Regions from separate parts of the Homo sapiens genome. Here region 2 is linked to region 1. Evidence: read pairs that join two places in POLR2A ChIA-PET (ENCODE). Cell type or tissue: K562. All regions are shown on one strand. Links, peaks and the distances in the headings refer to the core of each region. The heading gives the core; the rest is flanking DNA. Region 1 has its middle 6.8 kb from the start of SUMO2. Region 2 has its middle 140 kb from the start of LINC02074.

Region 1 (4,385 bases), core at 193-4,192:
GTCTTGCTATGTTGCCCAGGCTGGTCTTGAACTCTTGGCCTCAAGTGATCCTTGTGCCTTGGCCTCCCAAGGTGCTGGGATTACTGATATGAGCATATGAGCCACCGTCTCCTAGTCCACTTTCTTTTTCTTTTCCTTTTTTTTTTTTTTTGAGATGGGGCCTCATTACGTCATCCAGGCTGGAGAGCAGTAGTGTGATCACAGCTCACAGCTCACTGCAGCCTTTGCTTCCTGGGCTCAAGTGATCCTCCCATCTCAGCTTCTTGAGTAGCTCCGACCACAGGCAAGCACCACTATGCCTGGCTGATTTTTGGTATTTTTGATAGAGACGAGTTTTCACCCTGTTGCCTAGGCTGGTCTCGAACCACCCAACTCAGCCTGCCAGGCCTGCCAAAGTGCTGGGAATTCAAGGGTGAGCCAGTGTGCCCAGACCCACTTTCTTTTTCCAAAGCATCCTTTTTCAGTGCACAGCTATCCGTTTCCTCCCACCCCTATAAAAATGATGGAAGGAGAGGTGCAGTGGCTCACGCCTGTAATCCCAGCACTTTGGGTGGCTGAGGTGGGCGGATCACAGGGTCAAGAGATCGAGACCATACTGGCCAACATGGTGAAACCCCATCTCTACTAAAAATAAAAAATTAGCTGAGCGTGGTGGCTCGCTCCTGTGGTCCCAGCTACTCGGGAGGCTGAGGCAGGAGAATCGCTTGAACCTGGGAGGTGGAGGTTGCAGTGAGGCGAAATCACGCCACTGCACTCCAGCCTGGCTACAGAGCAAGACTCCATCTCAAAAAAAAAAAAAAAAAAAAAGATGGAGGGAGAATATTAATAGGAAATTTCTATCTCTTCACAATTTTTTCCTGGAAATTGCAAAAGGATTTTCAGAATATAATTTCAGTACATTGCCTAGACCCAGCTCCCAGAATTTCAATGTGCCCTTGGAATACATATTGCTCAGACATTTGAACATGTATTTTTTTTTTTTTTTGAGACGAAGTTTTTCTCTTGTTGCCCAGGCTGGAGGGCAGTGGAGTGATCTCAGCTCACTGCAACCTCTGCCTCCCAAGTTCAAATGATTCTGCTGCCTCAGCCTCCCAAGTAGCTGGGATCACAGGCGCCCACCACCACACCCAGCTAGTTTTTGTATATTTAATAGAGACGAGGTTTCACCATGTTGACAAGGTTGGTCTTGAAGTCCTTACCTCAGGTGATCCACCTGCCTCGGCCTCCCAAAGTTCTGGGATTACAGGCGTGAGCCACTGTGCCCAGCTATTGTTTTTCTTATTTTTTTAGATGAAGTTTCGCTCTTGTTGCCCAGGCAGGAGTGCAATGGTGTGATCGCAGCTCACTGCATCCTTCATCTCCCAGGTTCAAGCAATTCTCCTGCCTCAGCCTCCTGAGCAGCTGGGATTATAGGCGTGCGCCACCACGCCCGGATAATTTTTGTATTTTTAGTAGAGATGGGGTTTCACTATATTGTCCAGGCTGGTCTCGAACTCCTGACCTCAGGTGATCCACCTGCCTCAGCCTCCCAAAGTGCTGGGATTACAGAAGTGAGTCACTGAGCCCGGCCTTGAACATGCAGCATTATTATTATTATTATTATTATTATTATTATTATTATTTTGAGATGGAGTCTCACTCTGTCGCCCAGGCTGGAGTGCAGTGCAGGATCACAGCTCACCACAACCTCCGCCTCCTGGGTTCAAGTGATTTTCCTGCCTCAGCCTCCCAAGTAGCTGGGATTACAGGCGCCTGCCACCGCGCCCACCTAATTTTTTGTATTTTTGGTAGAGATGGGGTTTCACCATGTTGGCCAGACTGGTCTCGAACTCCTGACCTCGTGATTCTCCCACCTTGGCCTCCCAAAGTGCTGGGATTACAGGCGTGAGCCACCGCCCCCGGCCGAACAAGCATCTTATACAAATTCCTCCTTTGCCTGAAGGTGATTTTGTAATTTAGTGTAATAGGTTGTCAGGTAGTTTTTTTTGGGTTTTTTTTTCTTTTGAGACAGAGTCTTGCTCCTCTCGCCCAGGCTGGAGTGCAGTGGTGCAATCTCGGCTCACAGCAACCTCTGCCTCCCAGGTTCAAGTGATTGTCCTGCCTCAGCCTCCCGAGTAGCTGGGATTACAGGCGCCTGCTGCCACGCCCAGCTGTTTTTTGTATTTTTAGTAGAGACCGGGTTTCACCATGTTGGCCAGGCTGGTCTTGAACTCCTGACCTCAGGTGATCTGCCTGTCTCAGCCTCCCAAAGTGCTGGGATTACAGGTATGAGCCACTGTGCCCGGCCAGTATCTCTTTGTCTTTTCCCTAGCACACAGCAGGAGCTCAGTTAACACTACTTTCTAGCTATGTGATAGCATGTTTACTTAACCCCTTTGAGAGTAGCAAATAACTACTACACCTGCTTGCAATCATTTGTGTAAGAGGAAAATGAGCTAACATTAGTAATGTCCCACTTAGTGCTTGATAGGTGGCAGGTACTCAACAATTGTTGGTTCTCTTTCTCTTTCACTTCTTGTGTATTTCCTCCTCCCCCAATCATAAGTTATATGAGTCAGAGATTTTGTCTCCCCTTCTTGGTATCTCCAGTGTCATAGTATCTTACACATAGTAATGGGGTTTTTTTGTTTTGTTTTGTTTTGTTTTTGAGACAGGGTCTTGCTCTGTCACCTAGGCTGGAGTGCAGTGGCACAATCTCGGCTCACTGCAACCTCCACCTCCCGAGTTCAAGCGATTCTCCTGTCTCAGCCTCCCAAGTAGCTGGAATTACAGGCATGCACCGCCATGCCCAGCTAATTTTTGTATTTTTAGTAGAGACAGGGTTTTGCCTGTTGGCCAGGCTGATCTTGGAACTCCTGGCCTCAGGTGATCCACCCTCCTCGCCATCCCAAAGTGCTGGGATTACAGGCGTGAGCCATCGCACCTGGCCCAGTAATAGGTTATTTTTGTTGTTTTTTGAGGTAGGGTCTCACTCTGTCACCCAGGCTGGAGTGCAGGGGCACAATCATAGCTTATTGCAGCCATAATCTCCTGGGCTCAAGTAATCCTCTCACCTTGTCCTCCCAAAGTGCTGGAATTACAGACATGAGCCACTGCAACCAGCTGATAGTTTCAATTCATTCATTCATTCATTCATTCAGTGAATCCTCGAACGCCTACAACGTACAAAAGCTTGGAGTTGAGAGAGAACATTTAGGAACCCCAAGTGATTGAATATGACCAAAGCAGAGGCTTCAGGATGAGAAACAAGGCTATAGAGTGGTTAATTTGGATTAGTTCTCAAAGGGCGCATAGGTCATATCCTGTGAAGCAGATGATTAGTGAGGAACCAGGGAGTATCAGAAACTTCTTTTGGTTTATTTTTTATTTTATTTTATATTTTTTGAGACAGAGTCTTGCACTGTCGCCCAGGCTGGAGTGCAATGGCACAATCTTGGCTCACTGCAACCTCTGCCTCCCGGGTTCAAGCGATTTTCCTGCCTCAGCCTCCTGAGTAGCTGGGACTACAGGTAGCCGCCATGATGCCCAGCTAATTTTTGTATTTTTATTTATTTATTTACTTACTTACTTATTCTGAGACAGAGTCTCGCTGTGTTGTCACCCAGGCTGGAGTTCAGTGGCACCATTTCGGCTCACTGCAACCTCTGCCTCCCGGGTTCAAGTGATTCCCCTGCCTCAGCCTCCCGAGTAGCTGGGATTACAGGCGCCTGCTACCATGCCCAGCTAATTTTTATCTTTTTAATAGAGACGGGATTTCACCAGGTTGGCCAGGCTGGTCTTGAACTCCTGACCTCAGGTGATCTGCCTGCCTTGGTCTCCCAAAAGGCTGGGATTCCAGGCGTGAGCCACAGTGCCTGACCCTTTTGATTTATATTTATTTTATAATGGCTTGTGTTTCTCAAACTTTATTATTTATTACTTTTTTTTTTTTTTTGAGGCAGGGTCACACTCTGTCACCCAGGCTGGAATGCAATGCTGCAGTCTCAGCTCATGGCAACCTCTGCCTCCTGGTTTCTAGCAATTCTCCTGTCTCAGCCTCTGGAGTAGCTGGGTACGCCACCATGCCCGGCTAATTTTTGTATTTTTAGTAGAGACGGGATTTCACCATGTTGCCCAGGCTGGTCTTGAATTCCTGAGCTCAGGTGATCCCCTCACCTCGGCCTCCCAAAGTGCTGGGACTACAGGCATGAGCTACCGTGCCCGGCCTCAAACTTTAGTGTGTTTAAGAATTACCAGGGCTGGGCATAGTGGCTCCCACCTATAATCCTATCACTTTGGGAAGCTGAGGTGAGGGGATCTCTTGAGCTCAGGGGTTTGAGACCAGTCTGAGGAACATAGTGAGAGCCCCATCTGTACAAAAAATTTTAAAAAAATTAGCCTTGTGT
Region 2 (4,385 bases), core at 97-4,096, 1.2 Mb after region 1:
GGGTGTTACAGGAATGGGGTCCAGATTCTGACCCCAAGAGAGGGTTCTTGATCTCATGCAAGAAAGAATTCAGGGCGAGTCCCATAGAGTAAAGTAAAGGCAAGTTTATTAAGAAAGTGCAGGAATAAAAGATTGGCTGCTCCATAGAGCAGCCCTGAGGGCTGCTGGTTGCCCATTTTTATGGTTATTTCTTGAGAATATGCTAAACGAGGAGTGGATTATTTATACCTCCCCTTTTTAGACCATATAGGGTAACTTCCTGATGTTGTCAGGGCATTTGTAAAGTGTCATGGTGCTGGAGGGAGTGTAGCACTGAGGATGACCAGAGGTCACTCTCATTGCCATTTTGGTTTTGGTGGGTTTTTGTGGGGCTTCTTTACTGTCACCTGTTTTATCAGCAAAGTCTTTATGACCTGTATCTTGTGCCGACCTCCTATCTCATCTTGTGATTAGAATGCCTTAACCTCCTGGGAATGCAGCCCAATAGGGCTCAGCTTCATTTTACCCAGCTCCTATTCAAGATGGAGTTGCTCTGGTTCAAACGCCTCTGACAGGAGGACTCCTGAAAAGGGAGATAAAAGACTCTCCTGGGGCCACACCACTTAGCTGGAAGCACTAAGGGACCCCAAACCTCATGTCAGCATGTGCAGTGCCACAGAGGTGAAGCCCACTGCCCTTTTGTAGTCAGCTCTCTCTGTGGCCATGCGCACTCATTCAGGCTCCTCCCTCCTCTCCCTCTTGGCTGGGATCCCCGTTTGCTCCCACTACTTTTCAGCTAGTGCCCTTCCCTTAGCAGGTGAATACCCAGAGGGTGGGCACAAGAATCCGCACTGTGTCTTCCGTCTTACACAGGCATGTCTGACACACGTCACTTTGGCGCTCATGAGGTCCGCTGAGTCTGTGTAGCTTGGTGTGGGTTTTAGCCTATGCCAGATCTCCACTTCTCCTTCCTGTTCTCATCCCCACAGTGTAACTTTGGGCAACTCTCTTTGCATTTTTGGACCTCGCTATTTGCCCACCATAAAATAAATGAGTTGGATTGATCTCTAAGACCTTTCCCAGCTTTTAATCCCCAAGATGGCCAAGGTGGAATGAGCTCAGACAGAGAAAGTCACCAGCACCTAGTCTCCAGCCAGGACTCCGACCTGCCAAGCTGCCTCCTGGCTCCCATATCAGTGCTGGCAGGAGGCAGGCAGGTGGGGGGTTTCTTCCCCACTCTAAAGCCTTCCTTGGGTCCCTGCCAGGTGACATCTCTCACGGGAGCTCAAGTGGAGAGGAGAAGGGGTTGTGCCAGCTGGCTCTCCTCCTCACCTCCCATTACCCAGGTCCTCCAGGGCAGGAAAGCCATGGAAGGGGTGCTTTTAAAACTTAAGGATCTTCCTGAGCTCTTTAGCTGGCAAATGGTGTTAACAGTCCTCCCAGGGCCCTGGAGAGAGAGATTTGAAGGCCGCATTCATTAGCAGAAGCCGCATTAGCGGAGGTGGCCGCCGTGGCTGTGGCTCCGAGCAGGTCTTTGCGAGCGTCCTGATTTCCTGGCCTTCCTGGACAGACTTCTCAACACATTTCAGCATCGATATTTGCGGGCTTAACTTGCCGTGTGGGCCCTGATGAAGTAGCTTGCGGTTTTTAATCTATTCATTCTTTTCACATTAGCTGGGTGTTCCATCTCCTGTTCTGCCAACTCTTCCCTTCAGCCGGTGGTTATCTCAGCTTCCAGCAGTGGGTGGATGGGACTCCTCCCACTCCGAGGGCAGTGAAGCATCCACTGGGAAGCTGTCCTGGCGTCCCCTTCATGGGACATTAGTAAAAGCAGCGACCCAAGTTCTCAGAGTCCTGGATGCCGGCCAGGGGCCTGTTTTGTAGAAAATGACTGATCTTAGTTCCAAGATTCAGTGGATAGTATTTGAGTGAGATACAAGTTCCACCCCAACCCCAGGTCCTGTTGTCCCTGCTCCATCTCCCTAGGATACTGTCTATAGACTCCTTTCGATACTGACTGATGCTTTCCCTAATCCTGAAAAATTCCTAGAGGAGACTCCGCTGTATTTCTTAGAAATGCTTTTTTGTCAGGTCTCAGGACTCCTCAAAGAGAAGAACTTTTTTTTTTTCTTTATAAAATCATACAGCTAGAAGAGCCCCTAGGGATTATCTGGTGTAACCCCCTCCTTTTACAGATGAAAAAACTGAGGCTCAGAGAGGTGATGAGTCAGAGACCCAAATTTGCACAGTTTTCTCAGAGGCTAGGGCTCCTGACTCCCAGGCCACCACCGTTCTTTGACTCCTGATTAGCTCCAGGCAGCTCAAGGCCTGGCTGGAAGCACCAGGCCCTGTTGCATGCTCTAGGCCTCTGATAAAACCAACTCTCTTGAAATTGTTACTACTGTTGGGGCTCTAAGAATTCTCAGAGATTTCATCTAAGAATTTTCCTTTCCAGACTTGACCTTTAAGGATTCATCCTGCTAAGAAATTCTTCCATGGGGATCCTAGGGGGGGCTTGGATACATGCAAGCAAAGGGCCTGGGACTTCTGTGAATGCCTGGCGATCTATGCTTGTGCTTTGTGAGACAGCTGACCTCAGGGTGGGAGTGAAACCATCACTTCGTTGGGTGGGCTCACAGAAGACCTCTTGGGAAGGACAGGGACAGAGGAGAGTTTGGCAGGGGATTGGGAGGCTGCTCTCCCAGATGGCTGCCCGCTGGTATCATACCTCAGTCCTGGGAAGAGGTATTCCTGGACCAAACTGAGGGTCGGGCTGCTATTTCTCATGGCCCAATAACGAGATGCAGATGAACTGGGGAGGAAGAGAGTTTTTATTTCTGCAACTGGTGACAGGGAAAAGACCTGGAAAATATTGCCAGACGAACTCAAAATTACAAAGTTTTCTAGAGCTTACATACTTTCTAAGCTATGTATCTAAGTATAAGTGTACATTCATCTAAAGACATAAGTTGGGCTGGGTGCGGTGGCTCACGCCTGTAATCCCAGCACTTTGGGAAGCCGAGGCGGGCGGATCACGAGGTCAGGAGATCGAAACCATCCTGGCTAACGCGGTGAAACCCCCCCATCTCTCCAAAAAAAAAAAATTAGGCGTTGTGGCGGGTGCCTGTAGTTCCAGCTACTTGGGAGGCTAAGGCAGGAGAATGGCATGAACCCGGGAGGCGGAGGTTGAAGTGAGCTGAGATCGTGCCACTGTACTCCAGCCTGGGTGACAGAGCAAGACTCCGTCTCAAAAAAAAAAAAAGAAAAAAAAAAAAAAGACGTAAGTTGGCTGGGTGCAGTGGTTCATGCCTGCAGTACTTTGGGAGGCCGAGGCAGGCAGATCACCTGAGATCAGGAGTTCGAGACCAGCCTGGCCAACCTGGTAAAACCCCTGTCTCTACTAAAAATACAAAAATTAGCCACACATGGTGGCAGGCACCTGTAATCTTAGCTACTCAGGAGGCTGAGGCAGGAGAATTGCTTGAACCCAGGAGGCAGAGGTTGCAGTGAGCTGAGATCACACCATTGCACTCCAGCCTGGGTGATGATAAGAGCGAAACTTCATCTCAGGAAAAAAAAAAAAAAAAAAAAAGAAAAGACATAAGCGATTAACTTATTTTAATCTATACCTAAGGCCTGAGTCCTGAAGACCTTCCTCTGAAGCCTCAGTAAATTTACTTGATCTAAAATGGGTCCAGGTGCTGGGGTGATTACCCTTATCTTGTCTCGGGCTAAGTCACAGTGGTTTGGCAAGTTTCTTCAGACCCCCAGTAAAACTTGTTTAATCCTAAATGGGTCCTGTTAAGAATTCCTTTGTTATCTTGTCATGCTTTAAGGCCCAGGAAAGGCCTAGGCAAAACTCCTGGTGGGCCTTTGTTACATTCCAGCCTTTGTGTAAGGGTGCTGGCTTTTAATATTTAGCTTAGCCACTCAGTCAGTACTGAAACAGTTGTTATGGAAGCCTGCATCTGTGAGACCTGCCTGCCACAGAAGGACTAGAGTGGAAAGGAAGGGTGTTTGTCATACAAGACCCCCTGCCTGGTGCTGGGGATGCAATGGGATGCTTCCTGCACTCACCAGAACCGTCTGTGGGCCAAAGGGACATGGGATGGATGGGAGAGGGGATTGTCCCCTTGTCCCACCTGACCGCATTAGCAAAGGGGCTTCAGCCAGGTGGCATTGGCATTGTGAGGCTCTGGGGGCCATCAGTAGACAGGGCATGGGTGGCCCTAGGTGGCAATGGCAGCTGGTTTGTCTCAGCCAGATGGCCCCAGAAGCAGTTGTCTGGGGAGGTGATCCCAGGAAGCACTGATAAGGGACTAGGAAATGAGCGTGGAAGGGGAGCAGCTGGCTCTGGGTGTGTTCCAGGCCCACATCCTGCACCTGGATCCCTTCACAGGCCTCAG

Evidence for each region. ChIA-PET counts read pairs that join two places held together with the same protein. Peaks named below come from ENCODE experiments on the same cell type or tissue, not always from the same donor. Only the 100,000 strongest peaks of a DNase experiment are listed, where the experiment ranks them.
Region 2: POLR2A ChIA-PET joins it to region 1 with 5 read pairs; 1 of 35 experiments calls an interaction of 5 or more read pairs at or near these places.

The regions. Positions count from the first base shown.
Region 1 is chr17:75,187,537-75,191,921 of GRCh38, reverse strand. No RefSeq gene overlaps it. Among named protein-coding and RNA genes, the nearest start is that of SUMO2, 6.8 kb to the right of the region's middle. In K562, for the core only: no CTCF peak of the experiment used is centred there; a DNase peak (open chromatin) is centred at 2,546.
Region 2 is chr17:73,974,211-73,978,595 of GRCh38, reverse strand. No RefSeq gene overlaps it. Among named protein-coding and RNA genes, the nearest start is that of LINC02074, 140 kb to the left of the region's middle. RefSeq lists enhancers at 3,549-4,246, 4,247-4,385. In K562, for the core only: no CTCF peak of the experiment used is centred there; a DNase peak (open chromatin) is centred at 1,705; H3K27me3 peaks cover 1,109 bases.